2 separate regions of the Homo sapiens genome follow, and region 2 is linked to region 1. Evidence: chromatin contacts called from ENCODE Hi-C or POLR2A ChIA-PET data. All regions are on one chromosome and are shown on one strand. Each heading gives the region's core, a stretch centred on a gene start or an enhancer-like site at or near the end of the contact. The rest is flanking DNA. Distances are from core to core; before and after follow the strand shown. Region 1 overlaps CDS2 (CDP-diacylglycerol synthase 2). Region 2 holds the start of SHLD1 (shieldin complex subunit 1).

Evidence for each region. Hi-C counts contacts between places; a loop is a spot of excess contacts on that map. ChIA-PET counts read pairs that join two places held with the same protein, here RNA polymerase II (POLR2A). Pooled maps may share reads with other maps.
Region 2: a loop to region 1 is called in a pooled map, with 4 times the contacts of the local background. The contact joins the promoter of SHLD1 here to the enhancer-like site in region 1. A Hi-C loop is called at or near these places in 2 of 168 maps with a recorded cell type or tissue (chondrocyte and gastrocnemius medialis), 7 of 37 single-sample maps with no recorded cell type and 14 of 50 pooled maps. POLR2A ChIA-PET finds 5 or more read pairs at or near these places in 1 of 52 experiments (AG04450).

What each region holds. Positions count from the first base shown.
Region 1 is chr20:5,133,363-5,138,251 of GRCh38, forward strand. The region is part of intron 1 of CDS2 (CDP-diacylglycerol synthase 2); the gene reads left to right. Among named protein-coding and RNA genes, the nearest start is that of CDS2, 8.8 kb to the left of the region's middle. RefSeq lists an enhancer at 1-208. Within about 2 kb of position 2,214, at least 7 of the 41 ENCODE cell types and tissues checked have a DNase peak (open chromatin) inside an H3K27ac peak, as active enhancers do.
Region 2 is chr20:5,747,853-5,752,741 of GRCh38, forward strand. SHLD1 (shieldin complex subunit 1) reads left to right here and starts at 2,549. Exons shown (of 3, transcript NM_152504.4): 1 at 2,549-2,627. RefSeq lists an enhancer at 2,375-2,424.

The sequences.
Region 1 (4,889 bases), core at 964-3,463:
TACCTCAGTCTCCTGAGTAGCTCAGGACTACAGGCCTGAGCCATGGCACCCGGCTTGAGGTAGTTATTTTATAGAAGAGGATGCCACAGCTCAGAGAGTTTAAGTTATTAGCTCAAGATGACTTAGTTGGTTAGATACAGAATGGTTCGTATTATGAAGGTCTTCTATTTATTTATTTTTTGAGACGAAGTTTCGCTGTTGTTGGCCCAGGCTGGAGTGTAATGGTATAATCTCAGCTGACCGCAACCTCTGCCTCCTGGGTTCAAGCAATTCTCCTGCCTCAGCCTCCTGAGTAACTGGGATTACGGGCATGCCACCACGCCCAGCTAATTTTGTATTTTTAGTAGAGATGGGGTTTCTCCATGTTGGTCAGGCTGGTCTCGAACTCCTGACCTCAGGTGATACTCCCGCCTTGGCCTACCAAAGTGATGGGATTACAGGCGTGAGCCACCGCGCCTGGCCTATGAAGGTCTTCTAATTCCCGGTTGTTGTTTTTTATTTTTTTCTCATAGAATTAATTTACAGACTTTAAAAGCTTCTTTATTGATTAACATTGATAGATATGATACCCAAATGTTACCTATTTTTCTTATTTGGCTACAAAATCAAAAAAATACTATATAAATCTTTCAAAATGTTAAATGTTAAAAAGGTCTCAGAGTAAATGTGGAGACTCTTTGCAGAAAAAAATGTATGTGTTTTATAGAGAAAGTTGATTAGTTTCAGTTTTCCTGGTTATCGGATGACTGTGATTTAGACATTTGTGAGCACTTTCCTGGGAGTGGCCACTCTGGTATCCTTGAAAGGCACTCCCGGCGCAGTGCTTGAAGACCACAAGGCGCCTTACCCAGGCAGTGGGTGAGGGTGCTTGGAAGAAATGCTTTCCAGTTAATGACTGTTAGCATGAGAACCATTTGTTCTAGTAATAAGCAGTCATTCAGTATTCAACGCTTCTCTTTAGAACATTCACTGACTGTAGGGTCTGCTATGGACGGTGTCTGTATTTCTGAGAGGGGCTGGTGTTATCAGTGTTCATAAGGATATTATTCAGAATTTTATTGCCTGTTTTGACTCCACATAATCAATTTTTTCCCTACTGATTTAAAGAAATAATACAATCTTTTTTAAATCAATAATATTTAAGAGTTTTATTTTTATTTATCTATTTATTTTTTGAGATGGAGTTTCTCTCTTGTTGCCCAGGCTGGAGTCCAATGGCGTGATCTCAGCTCACTGCAACCTCTGCCTCCCGAGTTCAAGTGATTCTCCTGCCTCAGCCTCCCGAGTAGCTGGGATTACAGGCGCCCACCATCACACCCAGCTAATTTTTATATTTTTAGTAGAGACAGGGTTTCACCATGTTGGCCAGGCTGGTCTCAAATTCCTGACTTCAGGTGATCTGCCTGCCTTGGCCTTCTACAATGCTGGGATTACAGGCATGAGCCACCGTACCCAGCCGACTGCATATTTAAATTGGTAAGGTAGAAAATGAGCATGAGAGTCTAACAGCTGATGGATATGGGAACATAATACTTGATAAAATCATTCAGAATATGTTTGATAAACAAGAAGATTGTATAAAACCTGCACTGTCCTACTAATGTAAAGCATTTCTCCTCCCTCACTTTATTCTCAACCTTACAACTGCCAGAAATTATATAATCTTGAATATATTTGAGAAACTCTTTTTAAAATGAATCTTGTAACTAATTTCTTTTTTGAATTTATATATATAAATATATACATACTTATTTTATAATAGAGACAGGGTCTTAAAATGTTGACCATTGAACTCCTGGGTTCAAGCGATCTTCTCGCCTCGGCCTCTCAAAGGGCTGGTACAGCGTGAGCCACCGTGCCCGGCCATTGTAACTAATTTCACAGGGCAGATAATCATCCTTTAAACTGTTTGAAAAGATTTGAGTGTTACTGTTTCTGGTTTTCACACTTTTCCATCTTTTCTAGGATCCACGTAGGTGGAGGAGATTCCTCTCCACAGTTTGTTAAGCTACATTCTATGTTGTTAAGGTCTCCCAGCCCTTCTGGACTGGCACTAGAGGCTGTTGGGGGTGAAAAAGTACAGCTGTTTGTGTGTCATACTGCCTCTGGTTCAGAAAAGAGACGGACACTGACTCTTCACTATTAATTTTGCCAAAGTCTCCTTGAAAGAATGCTAATTTGTTCCTGGCACTGGGCAGGGTTCCTGCCTTCCAAGTCTTGTCATGTGGTGGTTACTTGGCTGGGGTAATAGTGAGGCACCCCCTCCCCACCCCCACGTATGGTCCCCACCGGGCAGCTTCCTATGCCAGTCACTGATATTTGTTCTCATGTTGTTTGCCCCAACAGTAGGGATGGCATTGAGCCCACTAAGTTGACTGACCTTTTGAAGAAAGTTAAACTTTATGGTGTTATTTTGAGTAGGCAGTCTGTGGTGCAGAATTTGTAGGCAGCAAAGGGTATTCTGTGAAGTTTCCTTTCTCCCGCCTGCCTCTCCCCAGGGACAGCCTCATGCCACACTGTGGTTCTCATGAGCACTGCTGTCTGTGTGGAAGGACCTGACCTGTCCTACCAAAGTCAGACATCTTTTTGATTTGTTGTCTTTGGCAGAAGCTCCTTTGTATTAAGGTCTCCATAGGGCCAGCTTGGGGCTTCTCTGTAAAGACTTTGCTGAGGTTTTGAGAGTTCCTGGGACTTGGGATTTACGGGCAACACTCTCTGCCCCTGGGTCTCTGATGTGGAGAGGATGTCTGCCATTGACACCGAACCCCTGAGTGGGCAACTCTCAGAGCCATATCTCCACAGTCCATGCCTGGCTAGTCCTGTGGTTTCAGTGGTCTACAAGACATTCCTAGGTGCATGCCCTTCAGTCCACACAAACTGACTTTGTCTCAAATCTGAATTCTCTCATTCTACTCTTACCACCCTCCTTCAGTTTCTTTCTTCTGCGATAAAATCCCAGATGACTCGGTTACTCAGGCTTGAAATCTCCTATTCCTTTGTTCCCGTGCCCAGGGCAGGATGCAGATTCTAACCAGGTGTGACTTGGAATCCTTATCTGTTTGTTGTTTGTTGTCTGTTTGTTGCTCTTGGAGACTTCAACATTTCAGGACTGCAGTATTGTAAATGCCTGCAGTATCCTAAATCCGAATTCCTTACCTCTCCTGGAATCCTTATCTGTCTTTTACTCTTTGAGATTTCCCAAATTTCAGGATTTATTGCTTGCCTTATTGTAAACCCTGTGAATTGAGCTCCCTCCTGTTAGGATTTGCTCTAGGTCCCTCCTAATCCATCTTGTTCTTTGTATCTTTCAGGAGTTCTGAAACTGCCCTAATAATTATTGGGGGGGTGGGGTGGAGTGATAGAATTCTGGCTCTTTTTCATAATGCTTAAACTTTAAGATCCTTTGTAGTCTTCTGTCTCTCATTTCCTTCCAATTCTTGTTTTAGGTTCAGGGGATACATGTGCAGGTTTGGTACACGGGCAAATTGCACATTGCTGAGGTTTGGTGTACAAATGATTTTGTCACCTAGGTAGTGAGCATAGTACTAGATGGGTAGTTTTTCAATCCTCACCAGCCTCCCACTCTCCACCCTCAAGCCCTGGTGTCTCTTGTTCCCCTCTTTGTGTCCATGTGTAGCTCCCAGTTCACTCTGCAAGTGAGAACATGTAGTGTTTGGTTTTCTCTTCTTGCATTAATTTGCTTAGGATAATGACCCCTAGCTGCATCCATGTTGCCACAAAGGATATGATTTTATTCTTTTTTATGTAGCCTTCTCTCTTAACTGGCCTTTCTCCCTGCTTGGTGCCTCTGTGTCATGGATCTTGATTCTTGCTCTTTCCTACCTCTGAAATGTGTTCTTTCTGTCACCCTCCCTCATTTCTACCCTTTTTTTTTTTTTGAGATGGAGTCTCGCCCTGTCGCCCAGGCTGGAGTGCAGTAGCGTGATCTCGGCTCACTGCAGCCTCCGCCTCCCAGGTTCAAGCAATTCTCCTGCCTCAGCCTCCCTAGTAGCTGGGACAACAGGTGCTTGCTACCACACTTGGCTAATTTTTGTATTTTTAGTAGAGTTGGGTTTCACCATGTTAGCCAGGCTGGTGTCGAAGGCCTGACCTCAAGTGATCTGCCCGCCTTGGCCTCCCAAAGTGCTGAGATTACAGACATGAGCCACCACACCTGACCTTTCTACCTATTTAAGTCTTATTTTTTCAAAAATTATCTCAGAGCATCTCTGGCTAGAAGAGACGTAAGCATGTATTATTAAAAATTACAGAAGTAGGTCTCTACAAAAATATTTTTTAAAATTTGCTGGGCGTGGTGGTGCACGCCTGTAGTCCCAGCTACATGGGAGGCTGGGGCAGGAGGATCACTTGAGCCCAGGAGTTTGAGGCTGCAGTGTAGCCCACTGCACTACCATAACCTCAAACATTTATCATTTCTTTTTTGTTTTTTTTTTGAGACGGAGTCTCGCTCTGTCGCCCAGGCTGGAGTACAGTGGCACGATCTCGGCTCACTCCAAGCTCCGACTCCCGGGTTCACGACATTCTCCTGCCTCAGCCTCCCGAGTAGCTGGGACTACAGGCACCCGCCACCATGCCCAGCTAATTTGCATATTTTTAGTAGAGATGGGGTTTCGCTATGTTAGCCAGGATGGTCTTGATCTCCTGACCTCGTGATGCGCATGTCTCAGCTTCCCAAAGTGCTGGGATTACAGGCATGAGCCACCGCGCCTGGCCACATTTATCATTTCTTTAAATTTTTTTTTTTTTTTTGTAGAAACAGGATCATGCTGTGTTGCTCAGGCTGGTCTCGAACTCCTGGCCTCAAGTGATCCTCTTTCCTCAGCCTCCTAAAGTGCTGGGATTACACATGAGCCACCATACCCAGCCTC
Region 2 (4,889 bases), core at 1,299-3,798, 610 kb after region 1:
CAGCCTGACCAACATGGTGAAAACCCATCTCTACTAAAAATAAAAAAATTAGCTGGGCATGGTGGCACATGCCTGTAATCCCAGCTGCTCAGGAGGCTGAGGCAGGAGAATTGCTTGAACCCGGGAGGCAGAGGTTGCAGTGAGCCAAGATCGCGCCACTGCACTCCAGCCTGGGCGACACAGTGAGACTCCATCTCCAAAAAATAAATAAATAAATAAATAAATAAAAGGAAAAGAAAATAGTGTATAGGTAAAATATTTATCTTAAGTCCAGGACTCCTAATTTATGGGTTATTATTCCAATTTAGGCATCGATAGGAGGCTATGAGTATACACTACTCTTTCAAGAAAATGGTGAAAGGGGAAAAGAGCCCTCAGTTTTGTTAAATTTTATAAGAGGCAATTGATTTGGTCTGACCTCCTCCACTAGGCCCCAGCAGGCCAGGCCAAATCAGAACTGAGTTACTTGTGCTAAGTGCCATGTAATCAAACTGAACTTTGAAACAAGCCCATCTTCCAGAAAACGGGAGATTCCAGTCAATCTGAGTAAATATAATAAGGAAGTCTTCTCTGTTTTAACCCTACAAGGAAAGTAACTTTGAAATGATCAATTTGCAGGGCCGGGTGCGGTGGCTCATGGCTGTAATCACAGCACTTTGGGAGGCCCAGGCGGGAAAATCACTTGAGATCAGGAGTTCAAGACTAGTCTGGCCAACATGGCAAAACCCTGTCTCTACTAGAAATACAAAAATTAGCCGGGCATGGTGGTGCACGCCTGTGATCCAGGTACTAGGGAGGCTGACACACAAGAATCACTTTAACTCAGGAGATGGAAGTTGAGATCGCACCAGGACACTCCAGCCTGGACGACAGAGTAAGACTGTCTCAAAAAAAAAAAGAAAAAAAAAAGGACGATCAATTTGCTTTTTGTTCAAATCTCTTTCTGCATTCTTTAGCCCCTTTTCTGCCTATGAAGCTAACCTTGTCTGCTCAGCTCATTGGAACATTCAATCTTATAGAATGAGATGCTGCCTGATTCTAGAATTGTAAACAAAAGCCAATTAGATCTTTAAGCTAAATCTTAATTTTGTAATTTTGTCTTTAGACAGTCTCTTTTTTGTGGTCCTGCAGTTGTGGCAGTTATGTAGTTATCTGCATGCATCAGAATATTACAATATTTTCATCCTCATCTTTAATTTCTACTTTTCATATTTTTAAAATGTAGACATTCAAGTTTATTTATTTATTTATTAAAACCATTTTGTAGGCCGGGCACGGTGGCTCACGCCTGTAATCCCAGCACTTTGGGAGGCCCAGGCAGGCGGATCACGAGGCCAGGAGATCGAGACCATCCTGGCTAACACGGTGAAACCCCGTCTCTACTAAAAATACAAAAAATTAGCCGGGCGTGGTAGCGGGCGCCTGTAGTCCCAGCTACTTGGGAGGCTGAGGCAGGAGAATGGCGTGAACCCGGGAGGCGGAGCTTGCAGTGAGCCGAGATGGCGCCACCGCACTCCAGCCTGGGCAACAGAGCGAGACTCCGTCTCAAAAAAAAAAAAACAAAACCATTTTGTAGAGACAAGGTCTCCACTGTGTTGCCCAGGTGGGTCTTGAACTCCTTGCCTCAAGTAATCCTCCCATCTTGGCCTCCCAAAGCAGTGGGATTACAGGGGCATGCCACCCCACCCTCTCCAAGACATTGAATTTTATTTATTTTTTTTTTTGAGACGGAGTTTCGCTCTCGTTGCCCAGGCTGGAGTGCAATGGCACGATCTTGGCTCACCACAACCTCCACCTTCTGGGTTCAAGCGATTCTCCTGCCTTAGTCTCCCGGGTAGCTGCGATTACAGGCTGCACCACCACACCCAGCTAATTTTGTATTTTTAGTAGAGACAGGGTTTCTCTGTTGGTAAGGCTGGTCTCGAACTCCCGACCTCAGGTGATCCTCCTGCCTCGGCCTACCAAAGTGCTGGGATTACAGGCGTGAGCCACTGAGCCCAGACGAATTTTTTTTTTTAAAAGGCAAGGTCTAGCTCTGTTGCCCAGGCTGGACTGCAGTGGCAAGAACATGGCCAACTGCAGCCTTGACCTCTCAGGCTCAAGCAATTCTCCCACCTCAGCCCCCCAACTACCTGGGCCTACAGACATGTGCCACCATGCCTCGCTAATTAAAAAAAAATTTTTTTTGTAGAGACAGTGTCTCCCTATGTTGCCCAGGCTGGTCTCAAACTCCTGGCCTCAAGTGATCCGTCTCAGCCTCCCAAAGTGCTGGGACTACAGGCGTAAGCCACCGCTCCCGGCCAACATTTAAATTTTTGAATATTTTTTCTGTTCCCTTAGGGTTTACCAAGCACATTTATCGACAAGCCTCCTCAGGAAATTGCCCAAAATAGCCACATGTGGCAAGCCTCATTGACAGGCCAAAAGCCTCAGTCAACATGGCCGCGACCGGCTTCCATTGCCCTTCACTGCCCGCAGTAAGGATGGCTCCGGTGACTTCCTTCGAACCTCACATTTCCCATAAAAAAGATGGCGCCATTGCTTCCGCGTTCCGGTTGCGGATGGTGAGTGTGTCGGGGGGCTTGGCGGCTTTTCTCCTCAGTTTTCTGGAGTGCTTTGGAGGAGAGGTAAGCGCGGGATGGGATGGGGGGGGGTTGGAGTGGTGGGGGCGGGGGTCACAGCAATGCATCTGATCGTTCTCTCTCAATTAGGAAGTTATGGAGGCTTTCCTAGGCATGTCAGGATTTCCTGCTAGCTCCCCGCCCCTTCCGCCCCAACACACGGTGTCTGCAGCCTGTGCTTTGGGGAATTTTGGGAATTTGTGGATAGTGAGTATGGATAAGCTTCGGTTTTGTTGTTTTTTTTTAAATTTTTTCAGTGACCTGCCACTTCAGGAGGTTCTGCTAAAAAACCAACAAACAAAAAAACAGCTTTCTTGGGAAATTTCTATTCACCTACTAAGTAAAATTTGCCCATTTAAAGCGTAAAAAAAAATCAAGCCTAGCATAGTGGCATTCGCCTGTAGTTCCAGCTGCTCAGGAGACTGAGGTGGGAGAATCGCTTGTGCCCCGGAGTTCCAGGCTGCAGTGAGCCCAGATCGCGCCACTGCACTCCAGCCTGGAAGACAGAGCAAGACAACGTACCCAAAAATAAATAATAAAGGGTAACATTAAGGGTTTTTTTGTTGTTGTTGACAGAATTGTGCATCTATTACTGTGATCTCATTTTAGAATACTTTCATCACTCCAAAGAAAAATCCTGCCTCCAGTAGCAGTCATTCTACATTCACCACGTCCACTCCGCCTCAAGTCCTAGACAATTGCTAGTATACTTTCTGTCTGTATAGCCTTGCCAATTCGCACGTTTGATATAAATGAAATCATACAGTGCAGCTGGCTTCTTTCATTAAGTATAATGTCAATGTTTTTGTGACTAGCTTCTTTCATGACTTTTGTTCTTTTTTTAAACGGAGTCTCATGACTCTCACTCTGTAGCCCAGGCTGGAGTATAGTGGCACGATCTTGGCTCACTGCAACCTCTGCTGCCCAGGTTCAAGCTAGTCTCCTGCCTGAGCCTCCCGAGTAGCTGGGACTACAGGCGCCTGCCACCACGTTCGACTAATTTTTGTATTTTTAGTAGAGACGAGGTTTCACCATCTTGGCCAGGCTGGTCTTGAACTCCTCAGCTCTTGATCAACCTGCCTCAGCCTCTCAAAGTGCTGAGATTACAGGTGTGAGCCACCACGCCCGGCTATCTTCTTATACTATGTATAATATTTTCAAAGCTTGTCTTTGTATCATGTGTCAGACTGTTAGCAAATAAATAAAACTCTGTAAACTATTTTAAAGCGGTTTATTCTGAGCCAGTATGATTGACCATCGCCCAGAGAGAAAACACAAACCCAAAAAGTCTTTAGTAAGTGATCCCGAGGCAGTTGGGTTATAGTTTGTTTTTTTTACATTTTAGGGAGACAGGAGTTAACAGGCAAAGACATAAATCAATACATGGAAGGTATACATTGGTTAGACCCAAAAAGGTGGATATGTCCAAGGGTGGTCTTAGAAGTCTTAGGTGGATTTTAGGGATTCTTTAGCTGACAGTTGCTTGAGAGAGTTAAGCTTTGTCTAAAGACTTGAAGTCAGTAGAAAAGAATGCTTGAACTAAGATAAGGGAGTTGTGTGGTTCAAGGTCCTTGTTACGTAGATGAAGTGTGAGTAGCAGCCTCAGAGAATAGATGGGCTAGGTGCCATGACTAGAGATGGGCTGGGCTCCATGGCTCACACCTGTAATCTCAACGCTTTGTGAGGCCGTGGCAGGCAGATCACTTGAGGTCAGGAGTTCAAGACCAGCCTGGCCAACATGATGAAACACCATCTCTACGAAAAATAAAAAAATTAGCCAGGCACGGTGGCGTGCGCCTGTAATCCCAGCTACTTGGAAGGCTGAGACACAAGAATTGCTTGAACCCAGGAGACAAAGGTTGCAGTGAGCTGAGATCGCACTACTGCACTCTAGCCTGGATGACAGAGTGAGACTCCATCTCAAAAAAAAAAAAAACAAAAAAGAGAGAATAGATGGTAAATGTCTCTTTTTGGAAATTTAGGTGTCAGAATTAATCTTTCCTGGATCTGGGAAAGGCCTAGAAAAGGAAATCCTGGCTGCATTAATGGAGATTCTCTACAGATGCAAATTTCTGTTACAAAAGACAGCTTTGTAGCTTTGTAGGGCCATTTTAAAATATGTCAAAGAAATATATTTTGGGGTTTTTTTTTTTTTTTTTTGAGGCAGAGTCTTTGTTCTGTCACCCAAACTGGAGTGCAGTAGTGCGATCTCGGCTCACTGCAACCTCTGCTTCCCAGGTTCAAGCAGTTCTCCGTCTCAGCTTCTGG